Regions from separate parts of the Homo sapiens genome. Here region 2 is linked to region 1. Evidence: read pairs that join two places in POLR2A ChIA-PET (ENCODE). Cell type or tissue: OCI-LY7. All regions are shown on one strand. Links, peaks and the distances in the headings refer to the core of each region. The heading gives the core; the rest is flanking DNA. Region 1 has its middle 63 kb from the start of ERVE-5. Region 2 has its middle 130 kb from the start of ERVE-5.

Region 1 (5,376 bases), core at 319-5,318:
TGGGGGAAAGGTCATGTGTGGCCTCCTGGATTCCCTTTATCAGCCCTGTGCAGAGGAGCTCTCCGGACCAAGCCGCTTCTCTGTTTTTGTACCAGTCCCTGTAACAGGCTTCTGTGAGGTGGGAGCAGCTGAGGATTGCAGTTTCCTTCAAGGCCTAATGAGGTGAAAGGGGCCTGGGGGTGATTCAGGTCAGTGTGCTTGGAGCGTGTTCATCTTCCAGGAGAGAATTATATGAACAGTCACCTCAGGTTTCCTTTGTAGACACGCTCTAAGGTGTGTTTAAGTTTGCGTGGCTAAAGCCTGTTGGGGCACAGGCTGGAGCCCAGTCCAGAGCTCCCTGCAGCCGCCTGAAAGCAGGTCTCTTAATGGCGTCTCTGGGTGGGTGACAGCTGAGCCCTTCACAGACTGGCTAGATCATTGTCCACGTCCTCATGGTACTCTGTGTCCTCAGAACCACACAGGTTATTTAACTGAAGGCTGTAAGATCTTCTGCATCAAGGGTTTGTGCTGGAATCAAAGTCTTCTCCAGTTTGGCTATTTTATTGTTCTCACCTTGTTTTCACCTCATCAAGATTCACTGTTTGTATTTCTGTTGTTATGTTTCATATCAACAGTTTTTAGATGAGATTATAAAATCATCTGCGTGTGAAATGAAGGAAATGGTTAGAAGGCCTTTGGGTACTTTCAAACAAAGAGAGGGGAGAAGGGAGGGAGGAGGGATAGAGTGAGAACTGTGTGATATGTGTGTGCACACAGTCATGTGTGTGAAGCATGAGCATGTGGCCTGTGTTTAAGGTCCATGGGGAGGATTGTTTTTCTATCTTTTTTTTTTTTAGACTGATCTCGCTCTGTTGCCAGGCTGGAGTGCAGTGGCACGATCTCAGCTCACTGCAGCCTCCACCTCCCGGGTTCAAGTGATTCCCCTGCCTCAGCCTCCTGAGTAGCTGAGACTACAGGTGGCGCCACCACGCCTGGCTTATTTTGATTTTATTTTATTTTATTTTTGTATTTTAGTAGAGACGGGGTTTCACCATGTTGGCCAGGCTTGTCTCGATCTCCTGACCTCATGATCCGCCCGCCTCGGCCTCCCAAAGTGTTGGGATTACAGGTGTGAGCCACCGCGCCCAGCTGTATTTCTATCTTTGTTTACGGTTTTGTTGTTCTGCTTCCTAATTCTTTTATATACTTCTCTTCCATAATCTTCATAAAGAATCCTTTAGGGCTATTTCATTCCATTTCTATAGCCAGTCCTGTGCTTACATAGTCACTGGGCTCCTGCCCACCCCCATCCCAGCTTCCATCCACAAAAGGTCAAATAAAAGAAAGGCCTCCAAGGGGGCTGGTGCCTATCAGAGGGTCTCAGGCAACTGAACAGTTTAGGGCTAGATGTGGTTTAAGATATAGCTTGATCCATGGCTCAAATGGTATGACAGAATGGAATCTCTCTCCATTTGATGACTTTGCTTCTTAAAGAACTGTCCAATTCCTGACATTTGTCATGCAAAATGCAAAATGGCCATTAGCATTTTTTTTTTTTTTTGCAGCATTTACTTCTGGGCACAAATCTAGCCTTTCTAGCAATGTTCTGAGATCCACTCTGAATGGACTGACTTCAATTCTATGTCCACCTGAGCCAATCATATGTCACTGGGGGAAGGGGGTCATTGATTGGCCAGGCTAGGGTTGTAAGCTCTGCCTCTAAACTTGTGGGGCAGTCAGTTCCAGCAACAGCTTACAGAGGAGGGGCATGGTGGTCCTTCTGAAAGGAATGGTCATTGCTGAGCAGCACGATAAAAAAGGTAATTGTGCCATTTACCATCTCTCGGACTTACTATCTTATTTACAGACAAGGAAACTAATGATATCTACCTCCTAAGGATGTTATAAAAATGAAATAAAATTATCCATGTAAAACATTTAGTTCATTGCTTGACCCTTAGGAAGCTTCTAATAGATGTTCTCTGTTATGCTAATTATTACCTCTTATCCTTAAAGATTTGGTTTCTTCCAGACAAACCATATCTGTGTGAATGAAACTGAGGCTAACATGAAGCCGCTCATCTTGTGGGGCCAAATTGAGGGGCATAGGCATAGTCGTTAGGAGTGATCCTTGGGGAAAAGCTTCCAGGAGGAGGTGCTCCTTGTTCTGAGCCTGGAACAAAGAAACAGGATATAAGGAATCCTAGTGAAACCAGTGACCACCAATGAAAGAAATCCCAGCCAAAGTGGATTCAGGGAACAGAAAGTATTGGCTGCTGTAGCTGAACAGCTTGAGGGCTAGGGTTGACTTCAGGTGGTCTTATGGAGAGTAAAAGCCTCCTCAGAATTCAGCTTATTTCTTTATTTATGTACTCATTTATTCTTTTAGCTGTAGAGACAGTGTCTTACTACATTGCTCAGGCTGGTCTCAAACTCCTGAGCTCAAACGATCTCTCACCTCACCCTCCCAAGTTACTGGGATTACAGGCGTGAGCCACCACAACTGTCTCTGGACAGGCAGTTGACACATTTCCACCACAAACATGCTCATTACAAAACCCAGTAGAAGGCCGGGTGCAGTGGTTCCCGCCTGTCATCCCAGCACTTTGGGAGGCTCACGCGGGTGGATCAACTGAGGTCAGGAGTTCAAGACCAGCCTGGCCAACATGGTAAAACGCCGTCTGTACTAAAAATACAGAAAATTAGCTGGGCATGGTGGTGGGCGCCTGTAATCCCAGCTACTTGGGAGGCTGAGGGAGAAGAATCACTTGAACCCAGGAAGCAGAGGTTGCAGTGAGCCGAGGTTGCACCATCTCAAAGAAAACCTCCATCTCAAAAAAAAAAAAAAAAAGCAAAAAACAAAAAAACCCCACAAAACCCAGAAGAGGAAAGTTCCTTGTAACTTTCCCCCCTTCCTTCCCAACCCCGGGGTAGTCACTGTGAGCAGTTGCTACTGTGTTTCTCCAGGTGCTCTCTGTGCCTGTGGTAATATATGAATGGTAGGTAATATGGTTCAGTGAGATCATCTGTGCATGTTGTTAGGCAATTTTCTGTTGCACTTCATAGACCTTGGTTATTTTACTGCCTTACTAGTGTAGATATGCTTTGTCATATCTAATGTCTGTATGGTATTCTCAGGAATGAATGTAGCCTAATGTGTTTAATCAGTGCTGGGCATGGGGCATGGTTTGGAATGATGCAGGTGAGTGACAAGAATCCAGTGCAGGCTTGGGGAGAGAGCCGCAAGCCATCTCAGCCATGAAAATGTCAGCATTGTCACATCAGGGGAAGGACGGGGCGTAGCTCATGTCGTCCAGGCCACAGTTTGCTGCCCCCTGACAAATCAGACTCCCCAGAGGCATCAGTGAAACCTCATTACCAGTGGCGGGTTAATGAGCAGCTGGAGCTGCTGTGGTGGAGCTCAAAAAAATTACAAAGATGTCATCAGAGAAGCTCAAGGCCCTTTCACAGGTGTCATCCCCTGTACGAGATCTGAAAGGATGAAAATGTTATGATCATTATTACTCTGCTAATAGCTAAACAATAAGAGAAAAAAGAAATCACCTACCAAAGATCATTGCAACTCAAAATTGTGCTGGAAGGACACTGTGGCTTTATAAAAAGCCACTCCTCAAAGTCAAACACCATAGCTTGCTGAGAGAGAAGTAGAAAATCAATTATTAATGCAGCCCTAGCCTGGCTTGTGCTTCTCATAGAGAACCAGATCTTTTAATAGGGGAGGGAAATCGGTGAGGGTGTAGGGGAAATGGTAATAAACAAAGATGAAAACCTACTGCAATCGTGTGCTGCCTGTCATGGGAGAGCAGAAACAACGTTCAAAGACCGAGGGAATAGTAAAATGGAAACAAGCAAAAGAGCCTTGCATTGAGATGAAGTAGTAATCAGGCTGCCTTCATGAGCCTTCCTGGTCATTTAGCTAAACGTGTAAACACACTTCTAATGTAGGGTCCTTTCCTCCGCTTCTAAGTAGCTTCCCTGTAGCTATGTAAGGGCAAAAGGGGAATTTTTAAAACATTTTTCTTTTTTAAATTTTATTTCAATAGCTTTTAGGGGTACAGGTGTTTTATGGTTACATGGATAAATTGTATAGCAGTAAAGTGTGTTCTTTTAGTGCACTGTCACCCAAATAATGTAGCATACCCCATAGGTAGTTTTTATCTCTGACCTCTCCCACCCTCCCCCTTCTGAGTCTCCCATGTCCATCATACCCATCTGCCTTTGTGTACCCATAGCTTAGCTCCCGCTTATAAGTGAGGACATGCAGGATTTGGTTTGGTTTTGTATTCCTGAGTTACTCAGGATAATAACCCCCATTTCCATCCAAGTAGCTGCAAAAGATATTATTTCATTCTTTTTTATGTCTGACTAGTATTCTGTCGCATACATGTATCACATTTTCCAAAAGGGGAAATTGAAGGTTATTCAGGGCACATTTCCACCTCAGCACTACTGGCATTTTGAACTGAACAATTCTTTGTTGTGAGGAACCATGCTGTGTACTAGAGGATGTTAAGCAGTGTCCCTGGCCCCTATCCACTAGATGCAGTAGCATTCTCCCGGTTGTAACAATTAGAACGATCTGTGCACATTGCCAGAGTCCCCTGGGGGGTGCAGAATACCCCTAGCTGAGATCCAGGGAGGCTGCTATGCACACAGTGTTTGAGGTGGCCCAGCCCCTAGCCTTTGCTCTGGGTCAGGAGGAGGAAAGCCAGGCTTCCCTTTGCTTTCCCCTGCCAACGCAGTGCAGCCATATTCCATCTCACCCCATCAAACCACCTTGCAGAACAGAAACGGTCCCTGCAAACACATCCATTTTCAGAAGCCCAGATATGTTGAGGTCCTAGTAGCATCTAGCTGAGACCTAGGACCTCCTAATGCTAGAACCCTGCTCCAGCACAGCCCCTGCTTTGTGTTCTTGGAAGCTTTGGGTTCTTGGGAGCTTGGAAGATACACCAAATGTGAGTTCTGTAGTAGCATTAGGCCCCAACCCGAAAGTCATCCTCTGGTGATCGAGGCAGGACTGCTGGGAGGGCTTCTATTACCAAATGTAGCCTGAGCCTGTCTTTTCCCTCTTTATGGACTCAGGCCCAGTAACCACTCAAAGATGGAGACATACTGTTTCAGAGAAAAGCAAGGCAGAGAAGTAGGCAAGGCAGAGAGAGCTTTTCTCCCTAAGGCCTAGAACTGGTCTCCTCTTCTCAAGTGGAAGCAGCCCCAGGGGCTTGTGCACTGGCCTCCAAGACCAGGGTGTCTCCCACTCTGCTCACTGCAGAAGAGCTGTGGTCGGTGGTCTCCAAGGAGGGCTGCCATCAACTCCCTGCCTATTGAATTACCTTGGCAGCTTGTTGAAAACCGAATGAATCAAACATGTGTAGA
Region 2 (5,376 bases), core at 125-5,124, 65 kb after region 1:
ATCAGTGTCTTCTTACATGGTCACCAGCACTGAACACAGAATTTTAAAATCTTGACTAATCTGATATTATCCTACTTACAATGTTTTATGTTAGTGTGGTTGATTATTTTCCTCATGTGCTTATCACTTTCATTTTCTTCTGCTTTGTGAATCATTTTTGTACTTTGACTCTCTCCCCTGCAATTGGTAATGTTAGAGTATTTCTGTTTGCTTTGTAATCATTTTTTTTCTTTTAGAAAAAAGTATTTAAAAAGTTCTTCTTGGCCAGGCATGGTGGCTCATGCCTATAATCCCAAAACTTTGAGAAGCCAAGGCAAAAGGATCACTTGACCCCAGGAGTTCAAGACCAACCTGGGCAACACAGTGAGATCCCATCTCTGAAAGATTTTTTTTAAAAATTAGCTGGGTAGGGTGGCCTGCGCCTGTAGTCCCAGCTACTTGGGAGGCTGAGGCAAGAGGATGGCTTGAGCAGGAGGTTGAGGCTGCAGTGAGCCATGATTGTGCCACTGCATTCCCACCTGGGTGACCCTGTCCCTAAGAAAAGTAAAATATGGGCCGAGTGTGGTGGCTTATCTGAAATCCCAGCACTCTGGGAGGCTGAGACTGGCAGATCATCTGAGGTCGGGAGTTCGAGACAAGCCTGCCCAACATGGTGAAACCCGGTCTCTACTAAAAATACAAAAATTAGCCAGGCATGGTGGCGCACACCTATAATCCCAGCTACTCAGGAGGCTGAGGCAGGAGAATCACTTGAGCCTGGGAGGCAGAGGCAGCAGTGAGCTGAGATTGCATCACTGCACTCCAGCCTGGGCAACAAGAGCAAAACTCCATCTCAAAAAAAAAAAAAAAAAGTAAAATATGTATCCACAAATTTAAATTATAAACAACTTAAAACAAGTTCTGCTTAACATGGCTTCTGGACATGTGCACAGATAGTAGCTGATTTATGTGCTTGTCTCTATTGGCTCTGTCATTGCTGAGTCTGTTTTTATTGAATAACTTTTATTGTAGTTATTTTAGTTATATTTCTCTTTTATATGCCTATGTAGTAGTTTTTCCTACTTTTTTACTTTTTATTTTTTGAGATGGAGTCTCACTCTGTCACCTAGGCTGGAGTGCAGTGGTACGATCTTGGCTCACTGCAACCTCCGCCTCCCCAGTTCAATTGATTCTCCTGCCTCAGCTTCATGAGTAGCTGGCATTACAGGCGCCTGCCACCACACCCAGCTCATTTTTTGTATTTTTAGTAGAGATGGGGTTTCACTATGTTAGCCAGCATTGTCTCAATCTCCTGACCTCATGATCTGCCCACCTCGGCCTCCCAAAGTGCTGGAATTACAGGTGTGAGCCACAGCACCCAGTCCTACATTTTATTATAAAAAAAAATTTAAGACATATACCTACCACCTTGATTCTGCAATTCACATTTTATGATGTTTGTCATTTTACATATCTACTACCTATGTATAGTAATTTCTGCATGAAACCCTGGATGTGGTGAATCTACATTGTTGATTGCTGGATTTAGTTGTCTTGCTTCAAAGGGTGTTTGACTTAGTCCAGGCAATCAAGTGCCTGAGCTTGAGCTCCCTGGGGATTACTTGGATTCCTCTGGGACTGGTGAAGCTACCCTGGCTTGCGTTTACAGCAGCCTTTTCCCCAGGCAAGCTTATTTCTGCCACTACTGCAGAATCCTTCTGGGCTCTTAACTGAATGCCTTGGATATTAACAAAGACTCTCCACCCCACCTGGTTGGAGCCTGAAGGTTCTGTAGCCCTGAGTGAGCTCTAGGAATGGTCAAACTTATAGTTCTCTGGTCACTCTATGCCTAGTTTTATGGAGTTTTTTTTTTTTTTTTTTTTTTTCCGCAAAAGTGAAATTTACTGTTCAGCAACAGACTTGAGGAATCCTTTCTTGGTGTATGTTTCTCCTTTCTGCTTCTCTGCCCTGCAAATTCCAGTAGCCTCAGCCTCCTTGAACTCTAATCTCTGATGACACACAAGGAATTCACTGAGAATTATTAAAGTCAAATATTAAACCCTACTTCAAAATTGTCACATATAATTATGCCTAGCAAACTACAACATCCCCTTCCTTTTTACTAAGGGTGTAATGGAGGCAGTTAGCCTGGCATGGTTCACCATTGTCTTCTGCTGTTTCGTTCAAGTATTGCCACTGTTCCTCTTGGTCTCACGCTATCTTTGTCTCACACGTTCTCAATTCTGAGACTCTTGTGTTAGGACACTACTTTTTCTCCTTTTAAAAAAATTTTTACAGTAAGAAATTGCAAAAAAAAGGAAATATACAGATCCCGGCTCTTCTTCTTAGTTGAAGGGCATGGTCAGAATTGATATCTGTAACTGCCCTAAGGCAGTGGTTCTTAACCTCGCTGCATTTCACAATCACTGGGGGAGCTTTTCAAAATCTCACCTCCACGTCACCTCTAAGACCAATTAAATCTGGATCTCTGGGCATCCTTTTTTTATGAAGCTCCCCGCAGTGATCCCAGTGCGCCGCCAACACTGAGATCCACTCCTCTACATTCACCTGGGGCTTGGTTTCCATCAGTGCCATGTCCAGAGATGCCCCACTGCCCTCCAGGGGAGTGTGTAAAAAGCAACTAGCTGGTCACTTAATCATTAATGCTCGTGGGAGGCTGCAGCTCAGCTCTGCTCTGTGACCAAATATCCTTTGCCTAGGCATGACTTTGAGTTCCATCCTGTGTTGATGAGATGGGGAAGGATTTCCTCAATCATTTTTGGTGGAAATAGTCATCCCTAAAAAGGGGTTTGCACTGTGCTTAAGAACTCTTGTTTAAGGCAGTCGACAACCTCGACAGCAGCTCAGTATGGTATTTTTGGCATTTTTAATTTTCTTCAAGTCTTATGGTAAGTGTATGAGGTAGGGACGGTTTCAGACATGGGACACAAGGATGCATAGTGTTGGAGAGCCATGCTCAAGGCCACACGCTGTTCTAAGGCCCAAAGCCAGTGTGCTCTCCCAGTGTTTTTGCTTCTGTTTCTTCCTCTTACTCCAGCTCTCTGTCTTCTACATTGGATGTCTTTTCTGGATGGACCATGAGCATGTCATGGATCCTGGAGAAAAAACTTGGAATATTGAAGGATAATTCTTCTATTCAGTCTAAGGATTTCCTTTACTTGGCAATCAGTTCTTACTCAGGGCTGTCCAATGGCACCCTGCATTTGATGGTCATACTAGGCCTGATGGGATTTAGGGAAAAACATCAATTAGGTTGGAGAAAAAAAGAGGACCCTATAAACATTAAGGGGAGGGATAAACATGCTCATGCCCGGCTGTGGGAGGGGGAATCCAGCCACGATGGGGGAGCTTGGTAGCATACGTTAAAATAACTGTGTGTGCTCCGTGAACTAGTGATTTCACTTGTAGATATCTGCTCTAGGAAGACACTCAGCAGTACCTTAGGGAGAAGGTGTGAACAGGGCTCTCCATCACAGCATTATGTGGAATCTGGAAAAACTGAAAACAAGCTAAATGTTTATTAACAGTGGAATAGATAATGATTTAATGCTGAATAAATAATGACAAAGTTACTGTGGAGTACTACATACAAGCTGACAAGAATAGACAGGCTGAGCAGTGTGGCTCACACCTATAATCTAGTGCTTTGAGAGGCCGAGGTGGGAGGATTGCTTGAGGCCAGGAGTTCGAGACCAGCCTGAGCAACATAGCGAGCTGAGACCCTGTCTCTACAAAAAATAATTTTAAAAAGTTAGCCAGGTGTGTTGGTGCTCGCCTGTAGTCCCAGCTACTCAGGAGGCTGAGGTGGAAGAATCGCTTGAGCCCAGCAGTTCAAAGCTGCAGTGAGCTATGATCACACCACTGCACTCCAGCTTGGGTGACAAAGCGAGATCCCATTTCTAAAAATTAAAAAAAAGCATATATATGTACTAATAAGACTTTCAAGATAGAATGTAATGTAGAGGAAGAAAAGCTTTTGAACCGAAATGACAATATAACTCATTTATATAAAACAAAACCAAGAAAAAAATTAAACAATACATGTGTATGTAAATGCATAGAAAATTCTGGAAGAGGCATGCACTAATTTGGTAAGAATGGTTATTTCTGAAACGGGTGGGGCCCTGGTCTGAAGAGTGGGTGGTCAAAGTGTGCTTTTACTGAGTGTTTGCTATTACTTTTTAAATGAATGCTTTAAGTTCCTGAACAATGATGGAGTACAGTTTCCTTTAGAAACAGGTGAAGCATCTAACCAAGGTGGACTTTTATTCTGTGCAGCCTGCCAGGGCTGTGGCATCGCCTCAAGAGTGAAATTCTTATGGGAGCTTCATGGAACCTATCTCATCCTCTCTCATTCCAGGCCCATCCTCCCTCTAATTTGGCTCAAGGGCCATCCAGCCGTACTAAATAGGATCAGGAACAATCTTGTAATTGTCTTGATTTTAGCAAAAGTCAAGTGTGATTCAGCAGGTGGAGGGCACTTGACTTTTCCAGAGTGCTATTCACAGGGGTTCTCAGTTCGCTGCCTGTGCCCTCAGGAGGATGAGCAGGGGCCATAACACCCCAAGGGTTTCGAGGAGCTATTTGCAGGCTGTGGGCTGGGGGAAACCAAGGCATGGCCAGGCCTCTGGTGGAACTCATGGCAGATCATGGAGAGTGGATCTCGGATTCTCATCCTGCCTTCTGGGCCATCGGCTTGTTCTTCCCTTCACCTGCATTGCCCTTGCAGCTGCTTTCTGCTTAGCTACTCAGTGTCTGGGGTTCTGGTCAGCGGGCTCGGTCATTGATTTGAAAAAAATATTTACACTTTTTGAGAGTAGAGGATCTTGGCTGTTTTGAGCACTGATGTATTTTAAACACTTGTTGTCATGCCTGGCACACCGTCAGTGCTCAGTAAATATTTGTTGAATGAAGGAAGGAAACATTTATCAAGTTTCTACTGTGCATTAGGACTATGCAATGGGGTGCAGTAATGGTCAGTACAGATGCGTTCCCCACCCTGGGGACTCAGTAGTGAGTGAGGGAGGGGGGCAACCAGCTCATCAAGGGTGGAAGGAGAAACACTCCCTAAGGAAGCCACACTTCTTATGGACACTGAAGGATGAGAAGAATCAGTTTTAAGACAAGCAGGGAAGAGAATTCCTGGCAAGTGGAACAGCAAGTGCAAGGGCCCTGAGGTAAGAGCCAGAAATAATAAAAATAGAAGTAAGCCCCATGGGAGGAGGGGGACAGATGCCAAAAGATGAACGTGGGGGATGGGCAGAGATGGCTCCTGCAGCCCTTGAGTCTTGGATTTTGGATTTTGATAACAAAGAATACTTGCCTGTCATATGGGAGACCCCAAATGTGTGTAATTGCTGTGTTTAATTTTACCAC

Evidence for each region. Peaks named below come from ENCODE experiments on the same cell type or tissue, not always from the same donor. Only the 100,000 strongest peaks of a DNase experiment are listed, where the experiment ranks them.
Region 2: POLR2A ChIA-PET joins it to region 1 with 5 read pairs; 3 of 35 experiments call an interaction of 5 or more read pairs at or near these places.

The regions. Positions count from the first base shown.
Region 1 is chr19:28,541,048-28,546,423 of GRCh38, reverse strand. It overlaps the pseudogene LOC100420587. Among named protein-coding and RNA genes, the nearest start is that of ERVE-5, 63 kb to the left of the region's middle. RefSeq lists a silencer at 821-1,027. In OCI-LY7, for the core only: a CTCF peak has its summit at 849; DNase peaks (open chromatin) are centred at 2,953 and 3,343; H3K4me3 peaks cover 800 bases; H3K27ac peaks cover 1,990 bases.
Region 2 is chr19:28,475,879-28,481,254 of GRCh38, reverse strand. It overlaps the pseudogene LOC100420587. Among named protein-coding and RNA genes, the nearest start is that of ERVE-5, 130 kb to the left of the region's middle. In OCI-LY7, for the core only: no CTCF peak of the experiment used is centred there; no DNase peak of the experiment used is centred there.